3 separate regions of the Homo sapiens genome follow, and all the other regions are linked to region 2. The links are chromatin contacts, found by Hi-C or POLR2A ChIA-PET in ENCODE. All regions are on one chromosome and are shown on one strand. The core of a region is the stretch at or near the end of the contact, and the rest is flanking DNA. Distances in the headings are between cores, read along the strand shown.

Region 1 (2,923 bases), core at 62-2,561, 240 kb before region 2:
GGTTCTTTGACTTAGCTATCTTGTTTTATTTAACTAAACATCTCCAATGTAATACTCTGCTTCAGCTTCTCCTAAATGTCCCATAAACTGTGATAATCATTAGGGCAGAAGCAGGAAGAAAACTCATGATCTTAAGATTATTTTCTTTGTAACATGTGATGAATCAGACTTGCAAAGTTCAAAGCACAAAAACTCCTAATGAATGCTAATTCTGTGGAAGATGTGCATATCACTCTCTTTCAAAAACAAAACTTTTTTTAGGTGTTCTGTTTGTGGCAGATTTTCCAAGTTTAGACTTGTATTCTCATTCTTCATCACTATGTGGATAGAACCCAATTATTAGGTCATAAATACAGTGAGAATCTAATATCTATCAATGACATGCAACAAGTCATTTAATTCTTTGTGTCTAGGATGGTTAATTTCAGGTGTCAATTTGACTGGATTCAGGGACATGCAGATAACTTCTGATGAAGCATTGTTTCTAGATATGTCTGTGAGGGTGTTCCAGAAGAGACTGGCATTTGAATAACTGGACTAGGAAGATCCCTCCTCACCCAGTGCAGGCCCATACCATCCAGTTGACTGAGGGCCTGACAGAACAAAAAGGCAGAAGAAAGGCAAATTTGCTCACTCTCTCTTCTGGAACTGGGACACCCATCTTCTCCTGCCCTTGGACATCAGAACTCCCGGGCCTTTGGACTCCAGGACTTGCACCAGATACTCCCCAATTTTCAAGCTGTCAGCTTAGGACTGAGAGTTACACCGTTGGCTCCCCTGGTCCTCAGGCCCTTGGATTTGGACTGAGCCATGCTACCATCTTCCCTTGTTCTTCAGCTTGCAGACAGGATATTGTGGGACTTCTCAGCCTCCATAATCAAGTGAACCAATTCCCGAAGTAAATCCCTTCTGATATATCTATATCTCTGTCTATCTATCTGTTTATCTATCTCGCTCTCTCTCTATCTATATTCTATTGGCTCTATTTCTTTAGAGAACTATGACTAATACAGGTTCTGAGTGCTTTCACTTTTAAAATGAAGTTTGGTATAAGGCCACCTTCAAACCTATTCTCTACCCTTTCCCTTCTACTCAATGTTCTGGGGTCCTATGGACTACATCAACAGGTTTTCTTGCCCTCTGACTTCCAGTCGGGTTCATCCAATGGGAGGCATCAGCAACAGAAGACCAGAAGAAGGTACACTTACTTGACCAGATACCTCCTTGTTAGCAGTAAATGCACAGCAACATTTCTCTACCAAAGATCGCTGCATCTTGTACAACCACAGCTCTTCAAGTTCCAATGACCACTTCCTCCCCTTCCCCTCAAACAGTAGTAGTGGCTTCCTGCCTATCTTAACCTTATCTTCACCCTGACTGATACAGAAGATATGAGTTTAAGTAAACTCTAGAGTTTACCTTTTTGATATGTCCTAGAAAGGTATTCTCTGCTGGGAGATCACATTATTATAATGCTTAGCCAATAAATGATACTCTGAGAAGAGCCAGTATGTATAAATGAGAGGACACCAGACTGGGAGGCAGGAGATCAACAGGGCTACTAAGTAGTTAGATAACTTTCTTCCTGATATGGTTTGGCTGTGTCCGCACCCAAATCTCATCTTGAATTATAGTTCCCATAATCCCCAGGTGTCATGAGAAGGACCTGGTACGTAATTGAATCATGGGTGTATTAGTCCATTTTCACACTGCTGATAAAGACATACCTGAGACTGGGCAATTTACAAAAGAAAGAGGTTTAATTGGACTTACAGTTCCACATGGCTGGAGAAGCCTCACAATCATGGTGGAAGGCAAGGAGGAGCAAGTCACATCTTACATGGATGGGCAGCAGGCAAAGACAGAATGAGGATGACGCAAAAGCAGAAACCCCTTATAAAGCCATCAGCTCTCATGTGACTTATTCACTACCACAAGAACAGTGTGGGTGAAACTTCTGCCATGATTAAATTATCTCCAACTGGGTCCCTCTCACAACACATCGAAATTATGGGAGTATAATTCAAGATGAGATTTGGGTGGGGACACACAGCCAAAACATATCATTCCACCCCTTACCCCTCTCAAATCTCATGTCCTTACATTTCAAAACCAATCATGGCCTCCCAATAGTCCCCCAAAGTCTTAACTTATTTCAGCATTAACTCAAAAGGCCACAGTCCAACATCTTATCTGAGACAAGGCAAGTCTCTTCTGCCTATGAGTCTGTAAAATCGAAAGTAAGGTAGTTATTTCCTAGATACAATGGAGATACAGACATTGGGTAAATACAACAGTTCCAAATGGGAGAAATTGGCCAAAACAAAGGGGTTACAGGGCCCATGCAAGTCCAAAATTCAATAGGACAATCAAATTTTAAAGCTCCAAAATGATCTCCTTTGACTCCAGGTCTTACATCCAGGTCATGTTGATGCAAGAGGTGGTTTCCCATGGTCTTGGGCAGCTCCATCCTTGTGTTTTCAGGGTACAGCCTCCCTACCCAAGCTGCTTTCATGGGCTGGAATTGAGTGTCTGCAGCTTTCCCAGGGACATGGTGCAGCTGTAGGTGGATCTACCATTCTGGGGTCTGGAAGATGGTGGTCCTCTTCTCACAGCTCCACTAGGTGGTGCCCCTGCAGGGACTCTGTGTGGGAGCTCCAACCCCACATTTCCCTTCTGCACTGCCCTAGCAGAGGTTCTCCAGGAGAGCCCCATCCCTGCGGTAAACTTCTGCCTGGACATCCAGGCATTTCCATACATCCTCTGAAATCTAGGTGGAGGTTCCCAAACCTCAATTATTGACTTCTGTGCACCCACAGGCTCAACACCATGCGGAAGCTGACAACGCTTGTGGCTTGCACCCTCTGAAGCCATGGTCCAAGCTCTACATTGGCCCCTTTCAGCCATGGCTAGAGTGGCTAGG
Region 2 (3,188 bases), core at 441-2,940:
CCAACAAAGGAAAAAAAAATGACAGCTCAGAAGTAAAAGGATGCTTTGTCTATAAAACTCAAAAACTTGGAGGAAGTTTCTTCAATGTGTAGAAGGTAGACTTTAGGGGAAGCTTATTAAATTTCTCTTTATTTCTGTTGTTGGGCTGGTTACCACTAACATCATTGCTCCTATAATTTAAAAATATACAGTTTTTAAATGTGAACTCAGGAATTTAAAAATATTTTGCATCATGAAGTACTTAAAGAAGTGCATTTCCTTTGTTCTTCCTCTTCCTTCTCCCAGGGAGTAATAAACCTGGACTTTTCTTTCAGCCTTCTTCCTGCCACAGGTCCCAGTTGTCCTTTCCTCAAGGGGATCCTCAAAGTGTCTCTTGGAGGTTTCTTGTGCAAAGTGATCATTCATTTCCCCGTGTTTGTGTGGGCAGGAATGGAGTGATTTTGCAGTTTCGTCTGTTTCCGGCTGGCTTGGACAGGCGCCCTGGGAAGCCTGTGGGCTGAACAATGAGGAGCTGGAGCCCAGTGACCTGGCAGGCCACCCCAACTCCCTTTGTCATTTATTCCACGAAGCCCTCCTTCTCTAGGGAAATCCTGTTTAGACCTCCAATGAAGAACTGGGAAGCCCTCTATAAACGCTGGCCAGCAGGGTTTCATGGCCAGAGCTCTCTCCAGTGAGGCCATGGGGCTGCTTCTAGGTGCTGCCCAATTCCAGAGTGAGAAGCCTAGTCTTTGAGGAGGAAAATGCAGCATTTGCCTGAAAAATACATTAACATTGGCTTTATCATGATGACACAATAAAATCCATAGAAAATCTACACATGATAACAGACAAGGCAGTCAGATGGGGGTGGGGGGGTGGGTGGGGGCAGGGAGCACGGCGGAGAAGCCAAACTCTGAACTTGGAGCAAAGCCATCCTTACACTCACCCGAGCCTTTTTGTTTGGAGGGGTTTGCCACAAAGAGTTTATAAAATTACAGTTTTAGGCCAGACAAGGTGGCTGGCTCACACCTGTAATCCCAGCACTTTGGGAGGCCAAAACAGGATGATTGCTTGAGGACAGGAATTCAAGATTAGCCTGGGCAACATAGCAAGACCCCGTGTCTTAAAAAAATGAAAAAAAAAATTTTTTTTAATTAGCTGGACCTGGCGTCATGCACCTGTACTCCCAGCGACTCTGGAGGCTGGGGCAGGAGGACAGCTTGAGCCCAGGAGTGAAGTATGATCGCACCACTGCACTCCATCCTGGTTGGCAGAGGAAGACCCTGTCTCTAACTTAATAAAATTACAGTTTTTAGGACTTCTTGAGGGATTAAGTACAGCTTGCTTTGGCGTTTTCATGCTGAGTGGTTCTCTTGTAAACTTGCCGCTGGTGAGAGGAGGCTGATTTAGTCCCTTCCTGTTATCCATTAGCCGGGGCTAAACCTCTGGGGACCCGCACTGGCCATTGTGATTTATTTTTCCACTTCTAGGAATTCCCAAGTAAAGTAAATCTAAGGGAAGAGCAGGCGAGTTCACGGGCTTTCACTGTAAATATGCCCCGAAAGGAAAGCAGTAGCAGGCTTCCCACGCTCTTGCCCCATACCGAACGCACGCTTGCATTCTCCGTGGGGGAAAGCTACTTTTCAGATACGGAGCGGACCTTCAGGTGCTGTGTCAGCTCTTGCATTTGCAGAGCAACTCGTTTGAACGGGAACGTTTTAATGGCCTGCCCTCTAGTGTCGACTGCGTAAAACCACTCCGGACTGGAGTTGGAATAGTTCAGGGATAAAAACACTGTATGTTCAGAGGCGCTTGTGCTTTGGAGAAACTTGAAGGTACACAGCTTATGTTGCCTGCTTAGGGCGGGTAGGTGTTTTATTTCCTTTACACGCTCCTGAAAATGGCAAGGCTTGTTTTGGAAAGATGAGAGAACAGGACGTTTTGCTCCCATCACCATCTATCCTGCTTGGGATCTTGCTGCTGGGAGTTTATCGCGGCAGGATGGAGCTGGGCCTTGTCCTCCCACCAGTTTTCAAATGTGGTTTCTAGACGACGATGGTGACTGCCTAAAGCTGCTCATCTTCCAGGCAGAGGCACTGTCCTAAAGGTGTCCTCAATGGGGCTGGGAGGACAATGCTCTGCACCCTCCCTCCCAGGGAACACCACCCTCCATTGGAACTTCAGAGGTTTTTGTGACAAAAGGCCCCAGGACCCTGGTTTGCACTTCAATTCCTCTTCAAAATGAGCAACTCTCCAGAAACAAGGAATAGAACATCTTTATATTTCTTCTAAAACCACCAGTGTGTTACTTCTACACACTGTACTTAGAAATACACACATATATGCATACATACCACCAGTGTGAATCACCTGGATTTTGCTTTGGTCTTGTCAGAAGCGTTTGAACCAGAACAACTCCATTGTGAATAGGACCTGGGTAAAATGAGGCTGAAACCTACTGGGCTATGTTCCCAGATGGCTAGGCATTCTAAGTCACAGGATAAGATAGAAGGTTGGCACAAGACACAGGTCATAGACACCTTGCTGATAAAACAGGTTGCAGTAAAGAAGCCCACAAAAACCAAGATGGCGATGAGAGTGACCTCTGGTCGTCCTCACTGTTACACTCCCACCAACGCCATGACAGTTTACAAATGCCATGGCAATGTCAGGAAGTTACCCTACATGGTCTAGAAAGGCGAGACATGACTAATCCACCCCTCGTTTAGCACATCATCAAAAAATGACCATAAAAATGGGCAATTGGCAACCCTGAGAACTCCTCTGTCTATGGAGTAGCCATTCTTTTATTCCTTTTTTTTGTTAATAAATTTGCTTTCACTTTATAGACTCACCCTGAGGATGGCTTGAGCCCAGGAGTTTGAGACCAGCCTGGGCAACATAGTGAGACCGTCTCCCTACAAAAAATTTTTCTAATTGGTGGACATGGTGACACAAGCCTATAATTCCAGCTATGTTGGAGGCTGAGGTGGGAGGATTGCTTGAGCCTAGGAGATGGAGGCTGCAGTGAGCCATGATTGCACTGCTGCATTCCAGCCTGAGCAACAGAGCAAGATCCTGACTCAAACAAAAAAAATACGTAAAAAAGAAAACAATCAGCTGGGTGTGGTGGCTCACACCTGTAATCCCAGCACTTTGGGAGGCCTAGGCAGGCAGATCATGAGGTCAGGAGATCAAGACCATCCTGG
Region 3 (3,035 bases), core at 181-2,680, 220 kb before region 2:
TTCATGTGGTTGTTGGCAGGCCTCAGGTCCCTGGTGGCTGGTGGCTGATGGAATTGGTTCCTTTTCATATGGGTCTCTCCTTAAGGCAGCTCATAATAGGGCAGTCAGCGCCTCTCCAGAGCAAGCGAGGAAGAAAGATGGAAGGCAGTCTTTTTGTAACCCAATCTCAGAAGTGACATCCTATCATTGTTGCTGGATTCTGTTAATTAGAAGTGAGCCAAGTTCACCACACACTCAAGGGGAGGAGATTTGACAAAGGCATGCAAACCAGGAGGTAAGCATCATTGGAAACCACCTTAGTGACTACACTACAATATTCGTCTTTGAGAATACAACTCAGTGTTGGGACTGCCTGATTTTTCAAGAAAAATTGGAGATCTGATTTTTATGTGAAATCTTCCAATTTGAAAATACTGGCCCTTAATCCCAACAATTTTTTTTATATGCATTTGGTCAAATAAAACTCTCTCAAGCATGACCCATGGGAGACCATTATGAATCCTCTGGTACAGGGACCAGAGAAATAGGAGCAGAATTAGAGGAGAGGGAGCAGAGGTTAGGATGTTTGCCTCGTTCTTTACTTGAGGAAGTTGGGAGAGCCAAGTCATTGTTAAAATGATGGGAGCTTGAAAAAGATGAATGCCAATCATTCAATCCAGATAACTGTATTCGTATAAATTCTACAGTCATGTTGGTAAAGATGACTTGTTTTCATTAAAGAGAAGCCTTTGATCTCTGATCTGACAGCTGCACATCTATATAAAATGAGACACTTTGACATCTGCAGCTCTGATCTCAATTGGACAGGTGGTTTCCTGCACACTAATGGAACAGAAAGACAATTGAGCATTATTAGATAAGAGAGAATGTTCTCACACACAGGAAAACAGCTTTTTCCTTTGAAAAAAAACATGATAAAGAACAGAAAATGACTGACAGAATCAGAGCTTCCTAACTGTCAGAAGAGCTGTTTCAGCTACACTCTGGCCTCTGTTAGGGGAGATTAGGATCGTTTTCAGAAAAGTATTGAACATACCTTAGCATTAGCTGACTCAGGGAGGAATTTGCTGGTAAAATAAGCCTGTTCTCGGAGTGTGCCAAAGAGCTAAGATGCAGCTTGGGTTTTTCATAAACAAAGCAAACACTTTAGTGAAGCCTAATTTATACACATTCACTGAAAAGTTTAGTAAGCAGGAAAACTTCTTAGTGGAAAACCTTTTTTGCGTCTTCATTCAGCAAATACTTATGGAGTACACACATGGCTAGATGATGGAGATACTGTAGGAAAGACAGCCAAGGTCACTCTGCCCCAGTGCCTTACAGACTAGAGGACAAGGCGGATATGGAATAATGATAACAAAACAAAACTCTGAGTCACGTTTTGTCAGAGGAAGTAGAGGTGCCATGGGAGCTTCACCCCAAGGTGACCTATCTCAAGCCAGTGACTTGGGGAAGGCATCCAGAGAACTCAAAGATGAGTAAGAATTGCCCAGTTCAAAGTGGTGAGGTGGTGGGGTATTGGGAGAGGCTTTGGGCTATTTACTGCTTAAGTGGTAACACAGGAAATATTTTTTACGTATTTCACATTCAGCATTGGATTTTCTCTTCAACACTCAAATTATTATAGTACATCCTGAAAAAAAAGTCAGCTCACATTTGTACTAGAACTATAAAGTAGAAAATAAGCATTTCTTAGGATATTAATAACAGTGGGTTCTTTTGCCTAGAAAGCAAATCCTATATTTTTATCTCATTTCTCTTGTCACATAGAAGAAGCTATGTAAAGCCAGAAGATGAGCACACATGATAGATGAGGTTGTAGAGAAACCTTATGAGCTGCTGCTGGAATGTAAAATGGTGCAGGCACTTTGGAAAACAGCCTGGCAGTTTCTCAAACAGGCAGAGAGTTGCCACATGACCCAACAATTCCACTGTTAGGTACATACACAAGAGAAATGGAAACATATGTCTATACAAAAACCTCGACATGAATGTTTATTCAAAATATCCACAATAGTCCCAAAGTGAAAACAACCCAAATGTCCTTCAGCTGCTGAATGGATAAGCAAAATGTGGCATAGCCACACAATAGAATATTATTCAGCTATAAAAAGAAATGAAGTACCGATAGACACTGCAGCATGGATGGACCTTGAAAACACGATGCTAAGTGCAATAAGTCACAAAAGTCGCATTTTCATTTATAGAAAATGTCCAGAATAGGAAAATCTATAGATACAGAAAGTAGATTAGTGGTTGCATGGGCTGGGCGATGAACAGGAGAATGGATGAGAGTCAGAGCTCAAGGGTACAAGGTTGCTTTCTGAGCTGAAGGAAACGTTCTAAAATTGTGGTGATGATTGTACATATCTGGGAATATGCTAAAAACCACTAAATTGCATACTTTAAATGGGTGACTCTTCAGGCACGTGAACAGCTCAATGAAGCTGTTGAAGCAAGCACACAAGCACCCCGTCCTTCCTAGCTAGGTAGTAGAGCCCGCTAGCACAGGTGGGTGTGGGGTTTGGCTCCTGATGCCAAAGCACAGCCCTGCTCTTCCAGGGAAGGTTCTTTGGTCTTTGCCTTCTTTTCTTTCTATTCATTTTTTTCTTCATCCTCAATAAACATCAGGAATACTTAGGTGTTATATTTTTTCCTTCTTTTTAAATCTTTATTTACTAGCCTCTGGTAATGTATTAGAGGTGCAATATCTTTAATTTTGTTTGGAATTGTGATGCTTTACCCTCTATACCATACCTAAGACCTTCATTTTCAAATGTTTACCACTGTTTTTAACCATCCCCATGTATCATTTCAGCCTTTTCCCCAGGACTTTAAGCTTGCCAGTTCTGCATTAATCTATGAGACTCAGCTTCGTGGAGTAGCTGATAACTCATGAGCCAGCCTTGATCCCATTAACTCTTCTCTCCAGGGGCCCAGGAATGGGACTGAGGTTAGACATTACTGATATGATTATCTCAACTGAACCAGTGACAGCAAACATTTTAGATGCCAGAAGAGCTGTTGGGTGAAAA

What was found. A loop is a pair of places that touch in the nucleus more often than their neighbours do. ChIA-PET counts read pairs that join two places held with the same protein, here RNA polymerase II (POLR2A). Pooled maps may share reads with other maps.
Region 1: a pooled map shows a loop between it and region 2 (3-fold over the local background). The contact joins two enhancer-like sites. A Hi-C loop is called at or near these places in 5 of 50 pooled maps. POLR2A ChIA-PET finds 5 or more read pairs at or near these places in 2 of 52 experiments (PC-9 and activated CD4-positive, alpha-beta T cell).
Region 3: a pooled map shows a loop between it and region 2 (5-fold over the local background). The contact joins two enhancer-like sites. A Hi-C loop is called at or near these places in 1 of 168 maps with a recorded cell type or tissue (Caco-2) and 5 of 50 pooled maps. POLR2A ChIA-PET finds 5 or more read pairs at or near these places in 1 of 52 experiments (AG04450).

Annotation. Positions count from the first base shown.
Region 1 is chr4:98,704,724-98,707,646 of GRCh38, reverse strand. No RefSeq gene overlaps it. Among named protein-coding and RNA genes, the nearest start is that of TSPAN5-DT, 47 kb to the right of the region's middle. Within about 2 kb of position 1,311, at least 2 of the 41 ENCODE cell types and tissues checked have a DNase peak (open chromatin) inside an H3K27ac peak, as active enhancers do.
Region 2 is chr4:98,466,238-98,469,425 of GRCh38, reverse strand. No RefSeq gene overlaps it. Among named protein-coding and RNA genes, the nearest start is that of TSPAN5, 190 kb to the left of the region's middle. Within about 2 kb of position 1,690, at least 11 of the 41 ENCODE cell types and tissues checked have a DNase peak (open chromatin) inside an H3K27ac peak, as active enhancers do.
Region 3 is chr4:98,686,931-98,689,965 of GRCh38, reverse strand. No RefSeq gene overlaps it. Among named protein-coding and RNA genes, the nearest start is that of TSPAN5-DT, 30 kb to the right of the region's middle. RefSeq lists a cis regulatory region at 2,694-3,035. Within about 2 kb of position 1,430, at least 5 of the 41 ENCODE cell types and tissues checked have a DNase peak (open chromatin) inside an H3K27ac peak, as active enhancers do.